Regions from separate parts of the Homo sapiens genome. Here region 1 is linked to region 2. The links are chromatin loops, found by intact Hi-C in ENCODE. Cell type or tissue: Calu3. All regions are shown on one strand. Links, peaks and the distances in the headings refer to the core of each region. The heading gives the core; the rest is flanking DNA. Region 1 overlaps CTNND2 (catenin delta 2). Region 2 has its middle 120 kb from the start of CTNND2.

Region 1 (13,015 bases), core at 4,540-7,039, 300 kb before region 2:
GATTTCCCCAAAGCCTCTTGATATCAGACATTGGCAGGTGCTGGGACTTGCAAACACACTTGTGATCCAGAGGGTTTTAAGTCACAGCAACAAAAATGACCTGATTATCAAGAGTTCTAACACATTTTCTTTTTTTACAAAAAAAAAAATAAGAAAAGTAAGAGAGAAAAAATCTACATCTTCTCCCAGAACACTGAAATGTAACATGTTGAAGTGTTATCAAGGAGCTTTGAAACGCCTCCTGCACTCTCTCTCCAGCGGATTTATAGACCATCTCATGTAATAATCTGTCAATAAGTTAAATTCTGAAAGCTCATTTATTATTATTTTTTCTCTACCAAATATCCTCTCCTCTCTCCATATTTCCTTAGTGACTAAAGAAACTCCAGATTCACCATTGGATTTCCTGATTTAATCCCCAGCTTGAGACTGCATAGTCTTTACTGCTTAATTGTCTAAGAGAGATGGCAAAGAGTAATTCATCAAGCTGATATCAACTGAGGAGCACAGATTTCCATGGGCATCCTAATAAACTAATATGTGTTTGTAAAATGTGTGTTATTATATGCATACATTCCATTACAACACTGAGAGCTAACTGTCTTCATTTTATCAGATAATTAAAATCAGTTTCAGAAATGTTACATAACCAAGGCCGTTCAGTAAGAAAATGCTGGAGGAATCTGAAGTAAGTCTACTGATTCCAAATGTATCACTTTTTCCATCATGCAGAATATTAGCCCACACTCTATGGCCACTTATGAATCAGTCCTTAAAACAAGATGGCATACTTCTCCTTCAGAAGCGAGTGTCACGTAGCTTACTCTGTGTCATGGCAGAAGCCATGAAAATTACCTTATCCTTAAAATAGATTACAGCCCAGTAGTACTGAGTGACTTTCCCCCTAATTAACAAAGATAATCAGATGTCCCACCTCAAGTCCTTACCTAGACTTGTGGTGGAGACAATGGTTCCTAACGCTACATAATAAATTGTCTGTTGTTATAGATACTACATATTTACAAAGTATGGATATCTCAGACCACAGAGGAAAGATTCTTAGCAGGAACAACAACAACAAAACTATATTTAAATGTTGTCAAGATTAAAAAATAATATGCAATATTTATCCTTAGCGATGAAATACTAATAAGTAGATTTTACTAGCTAACAAGTTATATGTCAGAGTTTAACAACATCTATGATTTGGAGAAGACCTTAGTTCATTTAGTTAAATCTTCACTCTAATTTAAGTCCCTCACAGATATTCATTCAGATTCTCCTTGCTTAATTCTAACATCTAGGACTTCGCTACTTCTCTCTTTGAATTTGTGGGTAGCTCTGACATATACACACACACACACACACACACACACACACACACACACACACACCACAGATCCTTTCCAACTTTTTTCGTACCCTAGTATCCTATGTTTCATATGGTAGTTAGAAAAGGATAATATATTTTGAGCATGCTGTGCAAGGCAATGGACGAAGCCAGTGCAAAGAGCTTACCCAGCCACACCCCAGGCTAAAAAGAATTGCATCTCAGCACATTTACTGACAAGCGATGGTACATCTCTGTGCTGCCACCCACTGGTCAAAAGGTCTGTCATTGATTACTGTTTGTCAGTGAATTTCCCAAAGAGACAGCAGCAACTGGCCGTACTTGAGAGTACTTCCCTAAATTTGTCATTTGCTGGCATCTTTGAGACCATTTTTTCCATTAAAAAAAAGTCTACCTTATGAACACATCCCAGAGGCAGATCTGCAGTGAAACTTGCCATTGTCACTAGCAATGTAAACCCCAAACCTATTTGTTCCTTCCAAATATATGGGGGGCTACTTAAGTCTTTGAGTTATTCCTTTCAGGCTTAAAGTTCCTCAAGTTTGTAACTGAGATTCATATCTGGCACAAGACAGAGACCTGCCTCTCCTAAATTTTGACGCTTTATCCTAAGCTCTTCTCAGTTGTACAACAGTTATTGAACAAAAGTTTGGTTCTTCTTTTGCATAACCATATTTGAAGACAGCTCCTACAGCCCCCCTTCCTGTCTCACCCGACCACCCACAATTTGCAAGCCAAGCATCATTGATTTTCCCACCTGCAACATATGTAACTTGGTTTCTATATTCTTCACAGGTGTGGGTATGCTGCCGCGACTCATGTTTGGGAGCTTATTTTGTCTACTGACTAAATATATTGCTAATATTTTTAAATATAATATTTACATATTTTAAAATGTGTTGTTGGTCTGCCATGGAATTTTTTTGATGTTCTTAGGCTCTGGTCTAGCAGTTCATTTCAGTGTTACCTCAGCTCACTATTCTGCCTATAGTCAAAAAAGTCAGAAAACATCAAGTGTTGGCAAGGATGTGAAGATATTGTAATCCTCATAAAATACAGAAACAGCCTGGCGGTTCTTCAGAATGTTAACCTAGTGTTGTCATGTGACCCAGCATTTCCACTCTTAGGTTTTTATTACCCAAGGGAAATAAAAACATATGTCCACACAAACTTGTACACAAATATTCACAGCAACACTATTCCCAATAGACAACAAGTGAACACAACCCAAATGGCCATCAATGAATGACTGCATAAATGAAATGAGGTGTATCCATACAGTGGAATATTATTTGGCAGTAAAAAGTAATGAAATCCCGATGCATGCCACAACATGAATGAAACTTGAAACATTATGATAAGCAATATAAGCCCTTTAGAAAAGACCATATATTTATAATTCCATTTACATAAAACAATCAGAATAAGAAAATCTGCAGAAGCAGAAAGTATAATAGTGGTTTCCTGGAGTGACTGTGACTATACCAAAACCACATAAAAAAGGGAACAGTATGGTATGTGAGTAAATCTCAATAAGCTGTTTTTTTTTAAATTCACCCCAGGCTACATAGAATCGTAAGACTTAGAAGTAGAGAAAATGGTCTAACATGACTGATTTTTTATAAACATGGAAAAAATGAGTGAATTGGTTATCTACTGCTGTGTAACAAACCACCTCAAGATTTACTGACTTGAAATTACAACCACCATCTGCTTTGGTCCTCTATCTCCAAATATCAATGAGGACAGATGGCCTCTGCTTCACACAGCATTAGCTGGGGCTCGGGGCTCCACTGCTGATGGCTCACTGGAAAGGTTGCTAAGTCAGTGCTGGCATCAGCCAGGAGTTCAGATGGTGCTGCATGCCTGGAGACTGCGTGCCTGTCCACATGGCCTCTTTACAAGTGTCTTGAGCATGTTCACCTCATGGTGACTGGTTTCTAAGAATGAGCATCTCAGAAGAACTAGGCAGGAGGTCTACTTCCCTGTAGCCCTGGTCACATGCATTCCCTTCCACCATAGTCCTAAGCCTAACTGGAATGAAGAAGAGGAAATATGGAGCTCGTCTATCAACGGGAGAGGATCAGATTCTCATCACAAGAAGGATGGGAGACATAGGAAATTGTGATCTAGCACTCTGAAACAAGACAACTTACCATAGTGAGTTTTAGGCTAAGTTTATTGTCACAATTCCCCTGTTTACTTCGCCTTCCTGCAATCTTTATTTGTGGTCCACATTTCTAACAAAACCACCTATTTACTCACTTCCTGTGTTGATGAAAAATATATTCATATTTTACATTTTAGTGAGGTAGCTTTCAATAATAGACTGCTTTAAGACACCATTTTCACAGAGTTTTCTCCTAAGAAGATGCTGAAAAGTAAACCCTCACATGAGCCAGGGACAAGAATGAAGAATTTGCTATAACAGTACTTAAATTTTTCAACACAAATCCTCCCAGCATTTTCTTCTATGAAGATTCTATTTCCCGTAAACTGAAGAGAAGACTGAAATTAATGGTTACACAGTTGCAGGTAAGTATGCTTTTTGTCTCTCTTGGAACCATCTACACAAATGTGCTCAAAAGGAAATGTGCTAAAATAAAAAAGTGCCAACAATAAAAGAACTACTCATATACAACACTGTATAAGTCCATTCTCATGCTGCTATGAAGAAATACCTGAGACTAGGTAATTTATAAACGAAAGAGGTTTAACTGACTCCCAGTTCCACAGGGCCTGGGAGGCCTCAGAAAACTTACAATCATGGTAGAAGGGGAAGCAAACATGTCCTTCTTCACATGGTGGTAGGAAGGAGAAGAATGACCAAAGGTGGGGGCGGAAAGCCCCTTATAAAACCATCAAATCTTGTGAGAACTCACTCACTATCACAACAACAGCAGGAGGGTAATTGCCCCCATGACTCAATTACCTCCTACCAGGTCCCTCCCATGACACATGGGGATTATGGGAACTACAATTTGAGATGACATTTCGGTGAGGACACAGCCAAACCATATCAAACACATATGACATGCCACCATTAAACATAAAAATAAATAGTAAACACAAAAAATTACTTCAAAATCTGTAATGATTAAAACATTTTAATATGACAACATCAAGAGTTTCATCAAGCACAAATATGTGAAAAATCTCCCAAACACAAAAAGCATACAAAATAAGCACTAAAACAAATAATTGGATTTTTCTGAGACTCTGGGGAACAGCATGCTTTCAAACAGCAGTTAAAAATCACTGAAGATTTTCAACAAATATGATAAACTTGGCATAATTGTATACAAACAAAAATAATTAAGTGTATTTTTATGTTTTTTATGTGTAAAGTTGCTGATTCATGTACTAATATGGTAGGTTTTTTTTCCTCTTAACTAAAACAAGGTACACAGTCTAGTTTCAAAAAAAAAGACAAAGACACATTTTATTAATGAAGGATATAGTTGAGTAAATAAGCCTCATATTAAACTGAAAATATCTCATTCCACCTGATTAAATGAGTTTTGATTGAGGTTGTTTATAGAAAAAATTGCAATTTGGGGGCCTAGGATTCATCAGTCAATGGGCACATTCTGAAGCGATATGCAGGCAGCCCAAATGGAAGATCTAGACCCAATACAACCATTAAAGTAAGGGAAAAAGCATATGATCAATGTAACACTGGAAATGAGACCCCTGCACCATAAAAGTGACTAAGGACTTTTACCACAATTAAGCAACGCATTTACTTTTGTGCTAAAATAAAATGGAAAAAGACAGTAAGTTCATTCCTAAGTCATACTCTCAATACAAATATACTAAACACCTCCTCCATGGCTGGCACTGCTCCAAGAGCTGGTGACCCAACAGTAAGGAGGGGAGACAAGGCCACATCCCCATCCAATAAGCTTAGGTGAGAGTTAGAAAAATATTACAGTTATTGGGCCGGGCGTGGTGGCTCATGTCTGTAATTCCAGCAGTTTGGGAGGCCGAGGTGGGCAGATTACAAGGTCAGGAGATCGAGACATTCCTGGCTAGCACAGTGAAACCCTGTCTCTACTAAAGATACAAAAAATTAGCCGGGCGTAGTGGCGGGCACCTGTAGTCCCAGCTGCTCGGGAGCTGTGGCAGAAGAATGGTGTGAACCCGGGAGGCGGACCTTGCAGCGAGCTGAGATCACACCACTGCACTCCAGCCTGGGCGACAGAGCAAGGCTTCATTTCAAAAAAAAAAAAAGTATTACAGTTATGCAGTTATTAATTATTACCAGTAGTAAGAGTAATATGTCTATTACTGAAACGGTTCATTTATATTAGATCAGTTGACTATAGTTAACTATTGAAAGGTTTTCAATGTCAGTAAACAAACCAGTAAAGCTCCTAGTATGGTAATTTCTTATCTTGGGTCTCCATAAAGACAGAGTCACCAAATCACTGCAGCATTATTCAAGCCGTGTTCTTGGGGGGCATTCCAGTGGAGGGATGAGGTGTTGTTTTCAATATGAGCAGAGCTCTCAAAAGTGAGAGGATTTACACTCTAGATGATTCATTTGAAGAATAAATTGCCTCTGGCTTTTGACAGGAGGTCTCTATTAGGCAATTTCAGGTCTCTGAACAGTATCTCAAGTGTGTGGTATTATTTAACAAAATAATTTAATAAAAGTGGCTGTTTTGTTAATAGGTGGGCTGGATTCCAAGCTTATCTATTTCGGTGGAGGGTTTCTCCTCTGTTGTGGAGGTGGTGGGCATGGGTGCTGGCCAACAGTGCTACAGTGGTATTTCAAAAGTTCTGAATCAAATAAAAGACTTAAACACCTTTGGTTGATATCCCAGAGTTCTACTTTTCAGAATAGAAGATACGGCAGTGTCAAAACTATATGTGGAATTGTTTGTGATTTCCTATAAAAACTATGGACTAGACTTTTATGTAATTTTAATTTTTAATTTGAGCATAATTTCTTTATCACTCCAAGATGTGTAACTTGCGAAAATGCATCCCCAAATGACTAAATCTATTGACTTGGGGAATGAAGCTATTTAGCAATGTCTCCCTAGATGTTGAAGATTACCTGTCAAAAGTGATTTTTTTTTTTGCCTTATTGATATTGAGTTGTTCTTTCTCACAGTAATTAGGCAAGTGGCCCAGCTGCTTCCTGAGGCTATGAGTAGAATATGAAAGTCAGAACTTGTCCTTAGTGAAAAAGGAGGATGCTAATCTTCACTTTTCCATGGGAGGCCACAGAGCCAGCTCATTTAGAGCCCAGGGCATGAACTTGCACGTGCGTTTTATGATTGCAGCCCAGTGACAGCAACTTGAACATGATCGATGGGCTGCCTCAGGCATGTTTACCTGTGTCACTGATGCATGCTAGAGATAACTCCAGTCCAGGCCACTGATGCCCAGCAACAGAAATTTTCAACTAAAGTAAGAATGTGTCTAACCCACAGTATTCCCTTCCTGTCACATTTTCTCTACAGATACAATTAACTAAAAAATAAGGTATAGTTGTTCCTTAAATTATTTGTATTTGGGTTATTAGTGATTCCTTTTAAAAATACATTGCGGATCAAATTAAATATATTGCAGATCAAATTAATGTATAAATTTCCCTATTCTCTTCTCCTCGTTAAATAAGAGACTGGCAGAGAATACTATCTAACTTGACCTTAGCAAAACCTTGGTCATAGAAAAATATTTTTCTTCAGAAAAATATCAGACAACACATTGTAGGCCTATTATTTTATCTAAATGATGAGGTTGTGTAGTGTAGTGGGGGGGAAAAGCACTGAATTTGAAGTAAAACATAAAGTCTCAGTTTCTTGATCATAAAACATATTGAGCAAAATAATCATTAGAGGAAAAATATATGATTTAATTATATATCTGAGGAAATGTTTCACATGTACATTTTATAGAAATACATGTTTTACAAAAATATGTAAATTAAAGGAATTTATTGTCTGTTCTTTTTAAAAAACGTTTTTGAGATACTATTGAACATTGTTTCCTTGCTCTAAAATAATTCCTGTGTTTTTCTTGACTATTCCTACTATATCTGGTTCCATTTCTCTGAAAAAATCAACATTTTTCCCATGAGCTTCCTCTAGAATATTCTATGGGTTAATTTCTTGCTTTGTGCAAACCATGCACAGCGCACTGACTATTTTACCCCAGGAGCCCCTGCTTTGTTGGCCTGCCAGTGGCCCTTTTCAGTAATTAATGATGACATATTTTCCAAGCGAATTTTTAAGAGTCTTGAATCTTTTTTTTTCAAACCTTTGCTCCAGGCAGTGTCTGTCAAAGCAGACCCAATGATTAATGTACAAGGAAGTGTGACATGTCACTTCTTTTCATACTGTGAAAATGGAATCAATCTAAGATCAACAAAGGTAAAAATGTGAAATACAATTATATTAAATAATTCACAGTGAATCTATATCACATACTCATTAGAAACATGTTTGAAATAATATTAAATGATATGAAAAAATACTCCTCATAGAAGGTTAAATGTACAAAGAAGAATAAAATATTTATAAAGCAAAATGAAAATTTTGTACAGATAATCTTATATTCATATAAAAAGTCTGGAAGGAAATCTCCCTAAATATTTGCAGCTACCTCTGTTTGTGGTGAATTTTCAAAATAAAAAAAACCCAATTCATTTATTTTTCCTATCTAATGTTTTAAACTTTTACACAACATGCATGAATTACGCCTTTATAGTGGAAAATTCATAAAAATTACTAAAACACCACATTTTACATATTCAGTATGATTTTACATATGAATATTTAACAATGAGTTGTAGTAATAAATATGACAGAAGCGTTAGAAGCACTATATTGTCATGTTACAAAACCCCACATACTAAAGGCTTATTTTCTAATCTAGCATATAACACCCTAGTCTCTTTTTTTCCCTTGATAGCTCCAGTGCTCTGTAAACCCAACAACTAACACTATTAAATAGAACAGAGCATAAAACAATCAAATGAGTTAATTCTTGGAATGGAGTTTGAAATTATCAAAAGGACAGATAGGTATATAAGTGTCCTGAGAAGAGTTATAAACTGAAACTAAGGAAAATATTAAGTTTCAGGGGGAAAAGTCAAAATAACTTAGAGTAACTAACAGAATACACATAAGAGAGCATCAGGAAGCAGGGGTGGAGAGACAGAGATGATCTATCCAGAGTTCTAGAATTATTCACCCATAACTGGAACTCCCAGCACACATTCCCAAGACTTGAATAAGTAGTTTATGATTTGTTTCTCCTTGATTTATAGTTTTATTTATCATTTTTCTGATGCACAGGGTTAACAAGTAAACAAATACACTTCAAATGCAGGTGGTCCCATCAATCTCATGCTACCTGAGCATCCCTTTCCTTCATACATGAACTTCATAACTTTACATACACACTCATTTTCTTTCTTTACCCTCCTGGAACTCTAAACACCCCATCTGGTCAATCTATCTACAATCCTTCCATCCTGTACGTATGAAACTCACAAGGCTTTCTGATCCTTGCTCCCCCTTCCTTGTTATAAACCATATCATGTGTCATGACCCAGTTCCACGGACTCCTAGCTTGCACCTTTATCTCTCAATTCACAGCTTCAAACAGATGATCACTATTCCTAATACAGCTGAGTTTCTGCAACAAAAGTTAAAGGAAATGCATGCTTTTTTTTTCATTTCTAATCCACCCTGGCTTGAAACAAGAAATAAAAATTCAGCAATCACGTAATTCTCACTTAAATTTTGATATGTGGAGAAAGTTCAACTGGTAGCACTATGCTATGGATAATTCTTCCCTTCTCTGACTAAACGAATATAAACTTCACTGGTCTTTGCAGATAATCCTCTATCTTCTTGACCTTTCCTAAGGTGTTATAACTTCTGCTTTTTCTTGGATGATAATTTTGTCATTAATTTCATAAAATGCTTTCCCAAAATACCATCCGAAATTTGATTAATAGTTATAGGTCATTTCCCTAACAACACATTGTGTTATCAGAAATTATTGTTGCACATTATAGTAACACCAATAATGCTGAAAGATTTAGCAACGATATGTGGCACTGGAAGAAAACTAATTAAGGGAGTATTTTATAATGAACTTCTTCCAAATAGTATTCTTGTTATATATAGAGTTAAGTTACTTTTGAAATTCTAAATGTAGAAGCTGAATAAAAAGGAAGGCATGCTATCCTCACAAGAGATGATGTAAAAGATCTAGTTTCTTTAGATTTTAAATGAATCTTTTTAAATTCTTCCTTGTGGCTTCATATGACACAACATATATAAAGTACTCAGTGTCGTGGTTTGCCCCATAGTGAAAGCCCAGAAATGTCAGCTGGGCACGGTGGCTCACGCCTGTAATCCCAGCACTTTGGGAGGCCGAGGCTGGTGGGTCATGAGGTCAGGAGTTTGAGACCAGCTCGACCAACATGGTGAAACCTGTCTCTACTGAAAAAAAAAAAATAGCCAGGCGTGGTGGCGCATGCCTGTAATCCCAGCTATTCAGGAGGCTGGGGCAGGAGAATCACTTGAACCTGGGAGGTGGAGGTGGAAGAGGTTATGGTGAGCCAAGATCGCACCACCGCACTCTAGCCTGGGCGACAGAGCGACACTCCATCTCAAAAACAAAACAAAACAAACCCACAGAAATGTCTTACTCTTACTTTCCTATATTTTGTACAATAAGAAAAACTAAAAGGAAGAGAATGTCTGTTTTGCTACCTTTGAATCACCAATATCCTAAATAATGGTACTCAAAAAATCCTCTAAAATCAAGAATACGGTTTATAATGATTGTGAAACTAAAAGAACAATGAAAATTAGTGTAACAATAGAGTATCTGGAGTTACAAATGCTCTCAATTTCAAGTTTATTTTTAGTCTGTAAAAATCATCTGGGGTTTGATAATATATTGACTAAAGAGTTTCCTGAAATTTTCATCTATATTTTTTTCTATTTTAAAACTCTTTACATATGGTTGTCTTATATTTTTAACTCCACTGCTAACTACTTGAAGGCCAATTCAGATAAAAATTTTAAGAAACAACTTAGCTTTCACTCTACAGATAATATTCTAGACTTGAGGAAAAAAATAAGGAACCTTTAAGAATGATTTAGGATACAAATCCCCTAATGAAGGATAAGATTGGTTGTTTGCATCAGGACATCCCCAAAAAGCTCATGGAATCTGCTGCTTTTTGATTTATGCTTTCACCTAGGCAGATGCTGCACGTGGGACCTAATTCCCAGCTTCTGACTTGGGCACCTGGGGCTTCTCTATCTCAAGTTTCCAGAACACATTTGCATCCCTCCCCAAATTACTTATGTGCCACCAAAAAAAAAAAAAGTCATCTTTGCTGCCCCAAAATGAATAATACATTTTTTAATTCCTCAGAAAAAAAACTTTTCACAGTGATATAGTTTGGCTGTGTCCCCACCCAAATCCCCTATGTCTTCAGTCTGTTTCCACCTCCATCTAACTGTAAAACACAAATGCTAATCAATATTAATAGTTTGATTTGTTTCCTTCTATACTTTTCTAGATGCTCATAAATATGTATAAACCAAAAACATATCTAATGTTCTGAGTTTTTAAAAACAGGATAATACCATACTATGTAATTTCCTTTCTAAAATTCTCATGGATTTTTTCCCCAAAGATTAAACATATAGCCCCAACTCATTTTTACTAATGACTGCATAATATTTATAGAAAGAATATAACATTTTCAACTCTTCACCAAGCCATCCGTATTTTTGGCTATTTCAAATAATTTTATAATAAATTTCGACACACATAAAATCTTACCTATTTAGTCACTAATTTCTACAGAATATATATCTAAATGACTAAATCAATGGTTATTGAACATTTTAAATGTCAATGCATAGAAACAAATCATTTTACCAAAAAATTATAGCAATTTATATTCCCATTTGGAGTGAAAAAGAATGTGGATTCCTCCAAGCCTTAACTCTTACCTAGCATACAATATAAACTACTTTTCAACAGCTGTCTACCTGGTAGATTAAAAATTAGTTTTATTTTCACTTAAAATTGTATGTCCCCAATGGGTGCATTAGAGTGGACATTTCTAAACATTCATTACTTGCTTGCATCTTTCTTCTGTTTATATCTTTTGCCTAGTTTTGTATTCGTTTATTTCTCTTTTTCTCACCAACATTAGGAAGTCTTCATATATTAATTTTATCAACATGTTATTATACTTGTGGCACATATTTTCTCTTGGACTATTTTTCTTTGCTATTTTGAGTTGTGTCTTGCTATTACTAGTAGTATTCATATTGTGAAACTCATCGACCACTTATGTATGGCTTCTGGACTTCCTCTCTTGTTTAAAACTTTGCTTACCTTTAGTTTACAAAGCTCCTTCCCCAGAGTTTCTTCTAATATGTTGATGGTTTTATTTTTACAGTTACCATTTTTTTCCCTGTGAGATTTATTTCTCTTTATGCTGTAAGTTAACAGTTCTAATTTTCTTCCAGATGTCGAGTCAGTTATGACAACACCACGTAAGCCTCTTCTTTGTAATGAATTGAAACACGAACTTTAAGTGAATAGGCATATATGTATATTTGAATCTGTTTTGAACCCTCAGTTATGTTTTACACAGAGACCATTCTTTTTTGGGCCCATTGGGTACTACTGTGATTGGTAAGATTGGTAAGATAAAATCTCTCAAAACTTTCCTTGCATTCTCATATATTTATACTTCCACCGGTCTTTAAAATAGTTTGATCCAGTTTGCCAAAGAAACAAACAACCAGCCACAGGCTTCTGATTACAGCTGCCTAAATTTTATATCCTAATTTGGGAGACAGTAGTATTGTGATGATACTAAGCTTTTCAACAGAGGAGCATGCCATGCCTTTTTATTCATTCTGAATTACTTTATGTCCTTGTGATAAAACAATTTTCAGCAGACAGGTCTTGCCTTTTTGTTACATTTGTTCTTTCTGCTTTAAATTTTCTTACTACTCAGAAGTTAGTAGCCTAGCAAGACTTCCAGATCACACATGAATAAGAAAGCACGACATAACCCAACCATAACAAGGTAGTGTATTGAGGATGGGGAGTGGTATTAACCCCCTTGGTGGTCCCTTTTTCCATTTCCCCTAAAACATAATCAGAAAACTCTCAAGAGTGAGCTTTGGAAAGCAAACTAATCAAGGAGCACAGCCTAAAGCTCAACCCAATTTCCTGCTTACTGACTATTTTCACAAACTAGAGTATCCACTCAATCTATTCAACTCTCCCTTGAGTACCTACTTAGCTGAACACTTCCTGACCAGATGGCACACTTTTGACTGATAGCATCATTGATCCCTTCGGTCAGTGGGTTGACTGTTTAGGTGGTTTCCCACTCTTACCTAAATCAGTTTCCACTCATGAAACAGAATCAGTTTCCTCTAGAGCCCTTCTTCTTTTTGAATAGCGTTACTATTCTTAATTGCTCCCATTTTAGGCTCTCGCTCTGCTGAGATGTTCCTGGAGTCAGGTAAGTTGCCAATTCAGCATCACCAAATCACATAACCCAAACGCGGCAGGCTTTTTTACTTAAAATTTTAAAAACCGTTATACTTTCTAGCACATGTTTAGAAGAAGCAGTAACTAAAAGAA
Region 2 (13,015 bases), core at 4,604-7,103:
AAAGTTAGATCATGTTTGAAAGTGTAAAAGGTGTTCCCACCACAAGATGTTAATTTTGGCTCCATTCACGGTGAGAAAAACAATGAATCTGACATAACTTTTCTTTCTTAGGTAGTGCTGTTTGTTTCACAGTACCCTGATCTCATCCAGGTGTTTTAAAACTGACATTTTATTTCTGATTTTTTTTTTGTGCATAAGTATAGAAATAAGTTGAGCTTCCTAGAGCATACAGTATCATCTGTTATTTCTTTTTCAACTAAAGTTACAGCACTGACTCATTTATAATTTCCCGGCATTTGGCCCATCTTTAAAATTCTTAAAATTATAGCTAAAAGCCTTGCAGAGACTTTTGCCAACACCTTAAGTATCTTATTAATTGGGTTTGAAAATTATGTCTAGACTGGACATTCAATTCATTCAATTAAAATTAATGAGAATGCATAAGGCTGCTGGTTCAGAGTTGAGTTCTTGCCAACCTATCTCTAACCAAAAGTAAAATATGCTAAATTTTGGACAAAGTCCCTGTCACAATCACCGAATGATCACAGAGTGCTTCATCATTGCCAGTGACTACTCAATACCCCTTTCCACTATTTCTAAAGTTCCCATTGTCCCATGGAATTGATGAAAATCAGTAAACAGTTCTTGGCTGTAGCTTTGACACATAGTGTGGTGTATTTCAGGGTACCATGAAGCCTACGGTTGTTTTGCAGGATTAAATAGTCCTGGGCTGGCTGGAAAGACTTATTTGAAGTTGTGGAAAATAAATGTTTGAAAAAATAATTTTTAAAACCAATATTTACAGAGAAGAATTTTGAAATATTTTTATTTGTCTTATTTGATTTTCTTTAGACTCAAGCTCCACCATTTAGAAATTATTCCTCTGGTTCTAGTTGAAGACATGATTGCATTGGAAAGAAACATATTGAAAGGAAATAATTTAATTCAGACCATTAGTAAACATACTTGTAATATTATTTTATTCTTAGCTATCCAAGTAATAATGATTTTCTACTCCTGTTTGTCATAGCAACAATGTCAATGTGGGTTTCAAGAGTGTATTACATGAATTTAAAATAAGGAAAAACTGTATACCACAATATTCTTCCTCACTGGACTATAAGAAGACTTAGACATTAGGATGGTGTCTTTATATATTTTGATTTCCCTCATAGCTCTATTTCCATACTTTGTATCTGGGTTTCGCCATTCAAATATTGCTCAAATAAATAAAATGAATGACTTGGATTTGAATTTACCATTTTACCTATCAATTAAAGCACACGGTGGTAACTGTATTCCCTTCCATGAAATTTTGAATGTCACAAACTTAAAGTGCATGAAGATAGACATTTAAGACTCTATCTAGTCTTGGAGCTGACTGTATAACCAAAATGGAATAGTATGGTTGCAGTTGGGGAAATGCCATTTATCACATTAGTCTAGAATTCCTTCTGTTCTGAAACAAATACCCAGGCATTATTTTTAGCTTATATATAACTTGCAAAGAGCTGTACTTGGATACCTACCAAATAAAAAATGTTAAGTATAACCATAGAGACATTCTTTCTTATTCTGAAGAATAAAGGCATATCATCAAGGTTAAATAGAATTATGTGGTTTTAAGTAATTATGATTTAATTAGTAGAAACCAGATTTTTAGAACTAGAGGATTTTATTTCTTGGTCCTTTAAAAAATGCTGAAAAAAAGGTATTCCAAATGCTAATCAGTCTTTGTAATGGTTGGTGTAAAATCTGGTGACATAAAAGTGACCTTTGTTCCAGTCCCACCCCCATCCTAATGCACCTGGGCACCTGGAACAAAACACTCAGCTTGTGGTTCTGAGTTTCTTATTGTGAGAAGTAGGAGCCAGATTCTCTAACTTTCTATGGATTGCATTCGATGACTTTTTTGTTCTTATCCAGTTATCATGCTTATTAGCATGATATCATTTTCAACCAGTTAAATTCATTAACAAATGAAGTAAGCATGTACACTTAGCTGGATGAGAAAATGCTCATGATCCACAGCAGTGAGGCTCTTCTATGAGCATTGTTTCATCATCCCCCTTTTAGAATCACCCTCTGCTTCCACCTCCTACAGTATGAATGGGTCATTTAATGCTACCAAATTATTTTCCACTCTCCAAGGATCTGCTTTCTAGCTACCTTCTGTTATCTTTTGAAAATTTTCCATGGAAGTTACCTTCTGTTTGCCACATCATTTTTTCTCCCTAAGTCACCATTCTCTTCTAGATTTCCATGGCATTTGACGCTGTTACACATACAATCCACTGTATGCTTTCCAATACTTCATTATGTTGCGGTTTATCTACCTCTTTCTACTGTTTTAGCAATAAAACAGTCCATAATACCTTTCGTTTTTTAAATGAGACACAATAACCTGAAACTCTTACACAAGTGAATATTTTCCATGATGCTTAAAATGTGTACACCTCCCAATTTTATTTACCCGGCAAAATTTACTGAGCACTTATTCTGAGCTTGCCACTGTACAAGAGATTCTAGACAGAATGATGAGAAAATAGGCACCATCCCTGCCTTTTATGTGGCTTCCAGTCTAGTGGGAAAGACAACAACTGATAAAGTAGGCATATGATAGGTGTTTACTGATAGGTCCTTCTAAGGGAAGAGTCTCAGTTCTATGCCAGCCATCTGAAAGAGCCTGACCTAGCTGTGGGGGGGGGTTCCATTTTAGGTTGAGCAGCAGGATGTGAAAAGGAACTGTGGCAGGAAATATTTAATAACATGGTGTGTTTTAAGAATTGAAAAAAATGTATTTATATATAAAAGAAAAAACCAATAAGTTATGTGTGTATTAAAAATATGATGCTCTGAGTAATTTACTATGTAGCTGAGGTTACCGTGGGATCTGACATCCACCCATCTGTCTGTTGAGAAGACACTTTATACAGATCTCTAAAAATACCCTTGTTGAGGCATTTTCTCATCAAAATAGACATTGTCTCTCTCATATCCCATTAGTTGTGTTGGAAAGAAACATATTGAAAGGACATATCCTAATATGGACCATTAGTAAATATATTTGTAATGTTATTTTACTCTTAGCTATCCAAGTTCTTACGAATATAGACCATTAGAGTAATGAGTTACCAATGGTAGAGCCTTTGGCCTTGCAATTCCACAAATTTCAAATATTTTTATCTATCTATCTATCATCTATCTATATCTATCTATCTATCTATCTATCTATCTATCTATCTATCTATCTATCATCTCAATCAATCATCTATTTATCATATATCATATCTATCTATCATCTCAATCAATCACCCATCTATCTATTTATCATATATCATATCTGTCTATCTATCTTCTATCTATCTATCTATCTGGATATAGTTAGTGTGCTCAATGTGTGTGTGTGTTTAGGAGATTGGAAATTCTAGCATAAACAAGTAGATACATGAACTGATGGACATATGAATTAGGTATGGCTAATATCCCTAGAGCTACTAATAATGTTTAAGCATAGAAGTAGTTCTTCCTCATCAGCTGTGGAAGGCCGTTTTGAACGGGCACTCTGAGGACACAGGAGGAGATGTGGTTGTCTGGGGGAAGAGGCAATGAAAAGAACACTTTTCTTCCTAGAAAGGGCTTCTGAGGAGCACTTTCTCTGAGGAGCACTTTTTCTTTTTCTCTTCCTGAGTCAGAGAGGACTTGGCTCTCAATAATACTCATTGTGGGATGACTCTTCAGAGGGATGCAAGATGCATTGCTTCCTTCAGAGACAACAGTTATGCCATCCATGACCTCTGTTCCTTACAGAACTCCCAGGTAGGAGCTACAACATATACTGTGATTCTGAATATAAATCTCTGTCATATTGGCCAGGGTTTCTCATCAGTAAATTGTTAGTAAAATTTTCCTTCTGCATGAAAATTTGAAACTCACCTATTTAGAAATAAAATTTATCTCAAAAAGAAAAATGTATCTTGGGAGTCTTGTACTTTACAAATATAGTCAACATTATTAGTTCTGACCCACTAAATCAATCCATCAGTATTCAGGCAAAACTCTGAAAAATGTAACCATGATTTTCACAAAGTAAATAAAAATTACAATGGTGTTATAAGTAATGATCTGCTCTCTACAACCTACTGTAAACTTTTCTTTCAAAATGATCTTTCTAAACAATGTCCCCAGATGACAAAGTATGCAATAGAGTTTTTCTTACGCCAGTTTTAATTTCTGTGTATATTCCCAATTAATTATATATCCTAATATTTATGCGGCCCTCTGTCACTTGCAAAGTGCTTTCACACTTTTACGTTTATTATTATCTCATCTCAAATTAACATCACTCTTTGGTAAAAACAAGTGGGTATTATAATTCCAATTTGAGTGGTGAAGAAGAGATTCAAAGAAGTTAATTATTTGCCCAACATCAAATAAAAAGTGATTTGCAGAGCTAATAAGAGTCGTAAGTATTTACTAGTCAACAAACACATCCTGGTCCTTATGACAGGTGTGTCATATACATTCCCCTATAATGCTTGCCTCAGCCTTCGAAGGAAGATAATATTACCTCCAATTAACTATGATCACCAAGTTAACCCAGGTGAGTAAGTAGCGGAATCTAAAATTACAGTGGTGTTACAAATTAAACTAGACTAAACTAAGAGCATTTCACTGTGTGTTATAATATAGTTTTCTCTCATTCAGATTAGCTTTGCTTTTTTCATCTAATAATTTATATCGAGACATTTGTTATCATAGAAAAATTTGGGTACATATTTTTCAAGTCAAAGAATGACATATAAAATAATTTATAGTGGAGACAGTATCTTTTTAAAAAGTAATTCTTTTGAATGGTAATTTTCTATCGGATTACCAAGTTCTTCTCCCTGAAGAGAGCTTTAATAGGAGAGTCGGCATATGGCAATGTTGACTTAGGTGTTGCAACATGAAATAACTGGAAATGTTTAACTCATGTTCATACTTATTTAATTCTTTTAGACATTCCTCTTAGTGAATATTTAGATAATGGAGTAGAGAAGAAATCCTATGGAAACTTTATCATCATCATCAAATATTTATTTCTAAGCACCTCACAAAATAAAGAAGATATAACTTCTTCCTAAACCTATAAATCCGAAAAAGGGGATCTAAAGACTACACATCCAGAACGAAGTATTTTTCAAATAATTAATTAAATTTATGCTTACAAATAAAAAATCAAATAGGTTTAAAGGAATAATTAAAATTAAGAAATATTGGGGAAATATTTGAAGGTAAACTTTCTATCTAAGAGGATATGGGTCAAACTGATGTAATTGACAAATTACCATAGTAATTTTTAGGAGCTGGTTTGATAAGTTTATAGAGTAGAAACAAATGAAGCTATCTATGGTAGAAAAGAGTAGATGTTGTCTTCCTCAAAAAATTACATATTACACATATTACAGTGCCTGCTTTTTTAAAGTAAAGTGCTCAGATGTTGGGGAAAAAAAACCCATTTTTGCTATTGTTTCAGTATCTCTGAAAAGAGATTACTTCAATTTTTGGTGCTAGGATATTGATATTATCATAAGATATAGCACAGTGAACTAAAACTGGCTCATGAATTTGGGATTTTTAATTAAAAGAATGAATCAATCACCGTGGAGATTCAACCAGAGTAAAAGCTTCAAGGAATGGAATTTACATCATCTTAAATTAGGTTATTTTTCAGAGCATTACTCTTTAGGGACGTTACCTACCTTAATTCTAGTAAGCAAGAAGACAATTAAAGGTAATTTATATGTTTTTCTAATATTACTTTTGAATATTAATCCTGAAGAATTATCTAGTCTCTGACTCTCATGTACATTGCTATTTGACTCATTACTTGAAAACACTTGTATAACTCATATTAAACAATATTAGTGTTATCAATGCGGCCACAGCTCTGTAGTTATTGCTTGGCTGTGCGGACATTTTACTTCTCCATATTTCTATTGCCACTTAGTTCCGTTGAATTTGATTGTCTATTTTAAGGAACAAAAATCAACTTACATTAGGTACAGGAGTTAATGGGGTCATTCATTCACAAACTCTCAAAGAACCAAGTAATAAGTTGGTTTCCATATGTAGCACTGCCCTCTACTGGGCAAAGAAAAGTCTGATGTTATTAATGGTTTTCTAATTTCAGTACTTAAAGGCAGCTTAGTAGAAAATACTGATAGAGATATTCGAATTGAACTACCCTGATAGTTTTTTAAGGTGAAGAGCCTGATTATTATTATAGAATATGAGAATCTTAACATTTTGTAAAGACATTTTACTTCCTTTTCCTCTTGTTTTGATTAAACATGATCTTTGATTTGACCTTAGATTCTTTCGAAGCTTCAACATATGAAAAATATGGTATATTGTACTATAAACTAGTAATGTAATAATGAAATTAAAGTCAATTTGGCATTAATTCAAGGGTTTTTTATTTGAATTTGCTCTTGGTAGACATAAACAAGTATCTTTATTTTTAAAATTGTTTATAATTTATTTTGTTTATAACTTTATATTGATAATCAGTTTATATTTGGATGATAATATTTGGATGTTTGCTTTAAGGTATACCTTATGTAGGATATCAACAAGAGACTGTGAAGTGTTATCTTTTCTCATTTTCTCCTTACTCTGTTACAACGTAGGGCAGGGGTTTTAGGAAATCACACCATAACCAGACTCTGTTAATTACCGTAAAAGACAAAAGTTCAATACAAGTTTTTAGTGTGCTCATAAACATAAAATCTAAGTAATGTTGAATAACATTGGAAAACATGATTAGTTACATCAGCAAATGTAAACAGTTTGGATCAAACTGGGTAATACAATCAGCATTAGATGTCAGAACTCACGGAGATGGCAAAAACACACACACAATATTTTTCCGCATTGTTTCCATGATTTGAAATCTAATGAAGCTCACATCTTTTAAAATTTTGCATGTCATATTAATATTTGTCTCAGCCAAACTTTTACAAGATACAGAATGACAGAAGACTCGATATTATTCCCTTACAGGTATCTGTAATGATATTACATGTATTTGTCGGGGAAGAAACAAACTTTTAAGAATCAGCTGAATTAAGGTAGAATTTACACCCATCTGTGAAAACAGAGGATACATTGAAGACATTTGCCAGTTAGGCCGGGTGTGGTGGCTCAAGCCTGTAATCCCAGCACTTTGGGAGGCAGAAGGATCACTTGAGGTCAGGAGTTTGAGACCAGCCTGGCCAACATGGTGAAACCTCATCTCATTCTCAAAAATTAGCTGTGTGTGGTGGCGCACACCTGTAATTCCAGCTACTTGGGAGACTGTGGCAGGAAAATCGCTTGAACCCTGGAGGCAGAGGTTGCAGTGAGCCGAGATTGTGCCACTGCACTCCAGCCTGGGCAACAGAACGAGACTCCATCTCAAAAAAATAAATAAATAAAGTAAAGATATTCACCAGGTGGGAGCAAAGGGGATATCAGATGGCAGGGCCAACATTCTTCTCTGAAAATACTTTTTGTTGACTCTTTTTGACTAAAATATTACTCTAACCTGAAAGTGGAAGGTAATAGACACCTTTCAGTGAGGATTTTTTTCAGAAAGATTTACCAACAATTTTTTGCATAATGATGATCCAAAAGCCATATTTTTCAGTAGAACTATATTTATAAGAATTCTAAAGAGAATGAAATATTAATGGTGTCTATTTCTTTTAAAAGTGATATGGCTGGTAGGGATGCAGTAAATGCCTTGAAGTTGTACCGCCCAAAATGCCTTAAATCCTATTACTGAGCATTCTTGGGGCTATTGTGAACACTTACCTGACTTTCAATGCACATTCTAAGAATAAAAGCATCCATCATGACATTACCCCATCCAATATCCTTGATGGTTTTCTGTCATATATTGGTTAAAATCTAAAATCCCCCTTATTGGCATGAGACCCTGCAGATCTTACCTCTCTTTTCTCCTAAGCTTGATATCCACTATGCATGGCAGGTGTACCTACACAGTCACTCACATCCAGTGAACAAACCATATCAAACTCTTCTATTTCTCTAAAACAGAAATTCTTCATAGTACACAGAGAAGACATGAAAAGAATCTCATTGATCTACAATATAATGAATAGAAGATACTTAAAATGTTGTCTTCACAATCACTAACTTAAATTTAGTGGTTCTTTCCTTTATGAATGTAAGCAGACAACCATCATAAGAAGTACTTGATTCGCACAGATCACACAACCAAAAAAAAAGAAGTCCTTGCGACTTTCTCACCAATAGAAATTATCTCTATTTTTATAATATTTTGTACTTGTTGCAGATACTCAAATTGTCATTAACTGATGATTACTTTAAAATTATAGTAGGTATAAGAGCTAACATTAGAGCTATCCTAATAATCAGTAATTAAGCATAAATTTCATTACACATTTTGTAATGATTAGATAATTGTGCTTATAACTTTTTTGTCATCATATTTTTAACGTTATGGCTTATTTAGTCAATTTATAATTAATGTAATTATCAATATATACATTTTATTCTTCTATTTGCTTTCTATTTAATTTTTTAAAAATCATTTTTCTAATTTCTTGCCTTCTTTGTATTAATCAAACATATTTTTGTCATTTTCCCTACAATTATGTCAATTAAACATGATTTTAGTATTCTTTTAATAGTTACCTTGGAGATTACAATTTATGTCATTGACTTACACAGTCTATGACAAATTATTTCTTTACATGTGAAAAAACTCTAAGGAACTAAATATCACATTGATAATAACATCTCAAAAAATAAATACAGAACAAATCCAAGTAAGTTTTGAACGGCCTGTGTCTTCAGTCATATATACCTTCAATGGAATACAAACTAAAGATAAAAAGAAACAAACAGAAAATGTGGACTTTATTTAGGGAATTTTTGTTGTTCGTGTCATGAAAGTTCTAATTCTAAAATGACTTGATGTGTACAGTAGAATTAAGCAAATGAATAACTGTGTAAATATTTGGGAACCAGAGTTTTTTTCTGTGAGAGAAGAGCTTATGTATATGGACTGAGGAAAAGAGAGGGAGATCCTGGTGATGAATTGCACCAAAGTTTTGTTTTTGTTGTTTAACCATAATTTTCTAATTGTTAGGGTGAAGTGACAGTCATCCTAGATTTGTTCATCCTATGTATTAGTTTGTTTTCACACTGCTATGAAGAACTATCTAAGACTGGGTAATTTATAAACTAAAGAGGTTTAATGACTCACAATTCCACATGGCCGGGGAGGCCTCAGGATACTTATAATCATGGCAGAAAGCAAAGGGTAAGCAAGGCATATCTTACATGCTGGTGAGCGGTGGGGGGAAGTGTCACACTTCTAAACCATCAGCTCTACTGAGAACTCACTCACTACATGAGAACAGCATGGGGGAAACTGGCCCCATGATCCAATCACCTCCCACCAGGTCCCTCCCTTGACACATGGAGATTACAATTTGAGATGAGATTTGGGTGGGGACACAGAGCCAAACTCTATAATTCTGTCCCTGGCCCCTCCCAAATCTCATTTTTTTTTCACATTTCAAAACTAATCATGCTTTCCCAGCAGTCTCCCAAAGTCTCAACTCATTCTAGCATTAACTCAAAAGGTCAAGTCCAAAGTCTTATCTGAGACAAGGCAAGTCCCTTCTGCCTATAAACCTGTGAAACAAAAAGCAAATTAGTTACTTCCAAGATTAAATGTGGGTACAGGCGTTAGGTAAATACTTCCATTCCAAATGGGAGAAATTGGCTGAAACAAAGGGGCCACAAGGCTTCATGCAAGCCCCAAACCTGACAGGGTAGTCATTTAATCTTAAAGCTCTAAAGTAACATCTTTTGACTCCATGTTTCACAACCAGGGCAAGAGATGGGTTTGAATGGCCTTAGGCAACATCACTGCTGTGGCTCTGCAGAGTACAGCTCCTGCAACGTCTTTTGGGGGCTGGCATTGAGTGCCTGAGGCTTTTCCAGGCACAAGGTCCAAGGTGTCAGTGGTTTTACCCATTCTGGGGTCTGGAGGATGGTGGCCCTCTTCTCACAGCTCCACTAGGCAGTGCCCCAGTGGAGACTTTTTGTGGGGGCTCCAACCCCACATTCCCCCTTTGCATTAAGGTTCTCCATGAGGGCTCCACTCCTGCAACAGACTTCTGCCTAGACATCCAGGCATTTTCATACATCCTCTGAAATACAGGCTGAGACTTCCAAAGCCCAACTCTTGTGTTCTGTGTACAGGCTCAACATCACATGGAAGCCATGAGTGCTTGGGGCTTGTACCCTCTGAAGCAATGGCCCAAGCTGTACCTTGGCCGCTTTTACCCGTGGCTGGAGCTGGAGCAGCTAGGAAACAGGGCACCATATTCCAAGGCTGCACAGAGCAGCAGGGCCCTGGGCCTAGCTCATGAAACCATTTTTCCCTTCTAGGTCTCTGGGCCTGTGATTGGAGGGGTTGCCATGAAGATGCCAGAAATGCCCTGGAGACATTTTCCCCATTATCTTGGCTATCAACATACATCTCCTCATTACTTATGCAAATTTCTGCAGCTGATAGTTTGAATTTCTCTTCAGAAAATGGGATTTTCTTTACTACTGCATGGTCAGGCTGCAAATTTTCCAAACTTTTTTATTATGCTTCCCTTTTAAACATAAGTTCCAATTTCAGATTATCTCTTTGTGAATGAATATGGCTGTACACTTTTAGAAAGAGCCAGGTCATCTATTGAATGCTTTGCTGCTTAGAAAGCTCTTCTGCCAGATACCCTAAATCATAACTCTCAAGTACAAAGTTCCACAGATCTCTAGGCAGGGGCAAAATGCCTTCAGTTTCTTTGCTAAAGCATGGCAAGAGTGACCTTTGCTCCAGTTCCCAAGAAGTTCCTCATCTCCATCTGATACTATCTCAGCCTGGAGTTCATTGTCCATATCACTATTAGCATTTTGGTCAAAATCATTCAACAAGTCTCTAGGAAGTTCCAAACTTTCCCACATCTTCCTATATTTTTCTGAACCCTGCAAATGATTTCAACCTCTGCCCATTGCCCAGTTCCAAAGTCACTTCCACATTTTTAGGTTATCTTATAGCCGTGGCCTACTCTGCTGGTACCAATTTTCTATATTAGTCCATTTTCACCCTGCTATAAAAAACTACCTGAGACTGAGTAACTGACAAACAAAAGAGGTTTAATTGACTCACAGTTCTTTATGGCTGGGGAGACCCCAGGACACTTATAATCATGGCAGAAGGTGAAGGGGAAGCAAGGTACATCTTACATGTCCATAGGAGAGAGAGAGAGAAAGAGAGAGGGGGAGTACCACACATTTAAACTATCAGATCTCATGAGAACTCACTGACTATCATGAGAACAGCATGGGGGAAACCAACCCCTAAATCCAATCACCTCCCACCAAGTGCCTCCCTTGACATGTGGGATTACAATTTGTGATGATATTTGGGTATGACACAGAGCCAAGCCATATCATTCTAGGCAGAAGAAGTTTCTCAAAAAGATGATGTTGAAAACCTTGTTGTCAACCTTGAATGAAAGAAAGTCCTAATGGGGCAGAAATGAAAAGGGAAGCTGCACACCAAGTGGGAGCTGCACCATGGCCATCATAAGGATTTTGTATCTAGGTAAAGCTCCTAGAGCTGCTGGCTGCGAAGTTATTATTCAAGAAGTACATGACAGAAAATCCTTGGTTGTGCACAAGGGAGGGAGCTTAAAATAAGATCCTTGCCTAATGGTGGGTGCGTCAAAGTGCTGTCCTGCTCCATAGATAAGAAGACAAGAGGAACTACATACTGACACTGGAAAGTGGTTGGGATGGCTGCCACCAAAAAAATTCTTGGATGAATGGATGGAAAAGCCAACTTCCAGAACTACAAAACTCTAGGTGTGAGTTGCTGTGCATAAAATTAACATAAAATAAGTGAAAAGACCAGTGAAACTTCATGGCTCTGAAATGGGGAAAACAGACCCTAGAAGAGACATATTTGCCTCCCCATAAACAAATTAACAAACAAATAAATGTATCTCTTTTTTTTAGATGGAGTCTAGCTCTGTCACCCAGGCTGGAGTGCAGTGGCACGATCTCGGCTCACTGCAACCTCTGCCTCCTGGGTTCAAGCGATTCTCCTGCCTCAGCCTCCCAAGTAGCTGAGATTACAGGTGCCCGCCACCATGCCCAGCTAATTTTTTCTTTTTATTTTTAGTAGAGATGGGGTTTCACTGTGTTGGCCAGGCTGGTCTTGAAATCCTGACCTCGTGATCCACCCACCTCGGCTTCCTAAAGTGCTGGGATTACAAGCGTGAGCCACTGCACATGACCAAATAAACATATCTTATATAGTTTGTATATGTTGGTCAAACCTCATGTTCATATATAATCCCCAATATTGGAAGTGGGGCCCGGAGGGAGGTGATTTGAACATGGTGGTGGATTTCTCATGAATGGTTTAGCACCATCCACCTTGGTTCTCTCCTTACAATAGTGAGTGACTTCTCATGAGATCTGGCTCTTTAAAAGTGTGGCACTCCCACTCTCCTGCTCCTGCTTTCACCATGTGAAATTTCTGCTCCTGTTTCACTTTCCAGCATGAGTGAAAGCTTCCTGAGGCTTTCTCAGAAGCAGATGCTGCTATGCTTCCTGTGCAGCCTGCAGAACCATGAGCCAATTAAACTTCTTTTCATATAAATTACCCAGTTTCAGATATTTCTTTATAGAAATGCAAGAATGGCCTGACACAGAAAATTGGTACTGAGGAGTAAGGCGTTAATATAAAGATACCTGAAAATGTGGAAACAGCTTTGGAACTTGGTAATGGGTAGAAGTTGAAAGAGTTTGGAGGGCTCAGAAGACTAGAAGATGAGGGAAAGTTTGGAACTTCTTAGAGACTGGTTAAATTGTTGTGACTATAATGCTGATAGTGATATAAACAGTGCAGTCCAGGCTGACAAGGTTTCAG

Evidence for each region. A loop is a pair of places that touch in the nucleus more often than their neighbours do. Peaks named below come from ENCODE experiments on the same cell type or tissue, not always from the same donor. Only the 100,000 strongest peaks of a DNase experiment are listed, where the experiment ranks them.
Region 1: it touches region 2 in a loop (6-fold over the local background); 2 of 110 quality-filtered maps call a loop at or near these places.

What each region holds. Positions count from the first base shown.
Region 1 is chr5:11,718,484-11,731,498 of GRCh38, forward strand. The region is part of intron 2 of CTNND2 (catenin delta 2); the gene reads right to left. Among named protein-coding and RNA genes, the nearest start is that of CTNND2, 180 kb to the right of the region's middle. In Calu3, for the core only: no CTCF peak of the experiment used is centred there; DNase peaks (open chromatin) are centred at 5,218, 5,488 and 6,668.
Region 2 is chr5:12,017,707-12,030,721 of GRCh38, forward strand. No RefSeq gene overlaps it. Among named protein-coding and RNA genes, the nearest start is that of CTNND2, 120 kb to the left of the region's middle. In Calu3, for the core only: a CTCF peak has its summit at 6,044; a DNase peak (open chromatin) is centred at 6,125.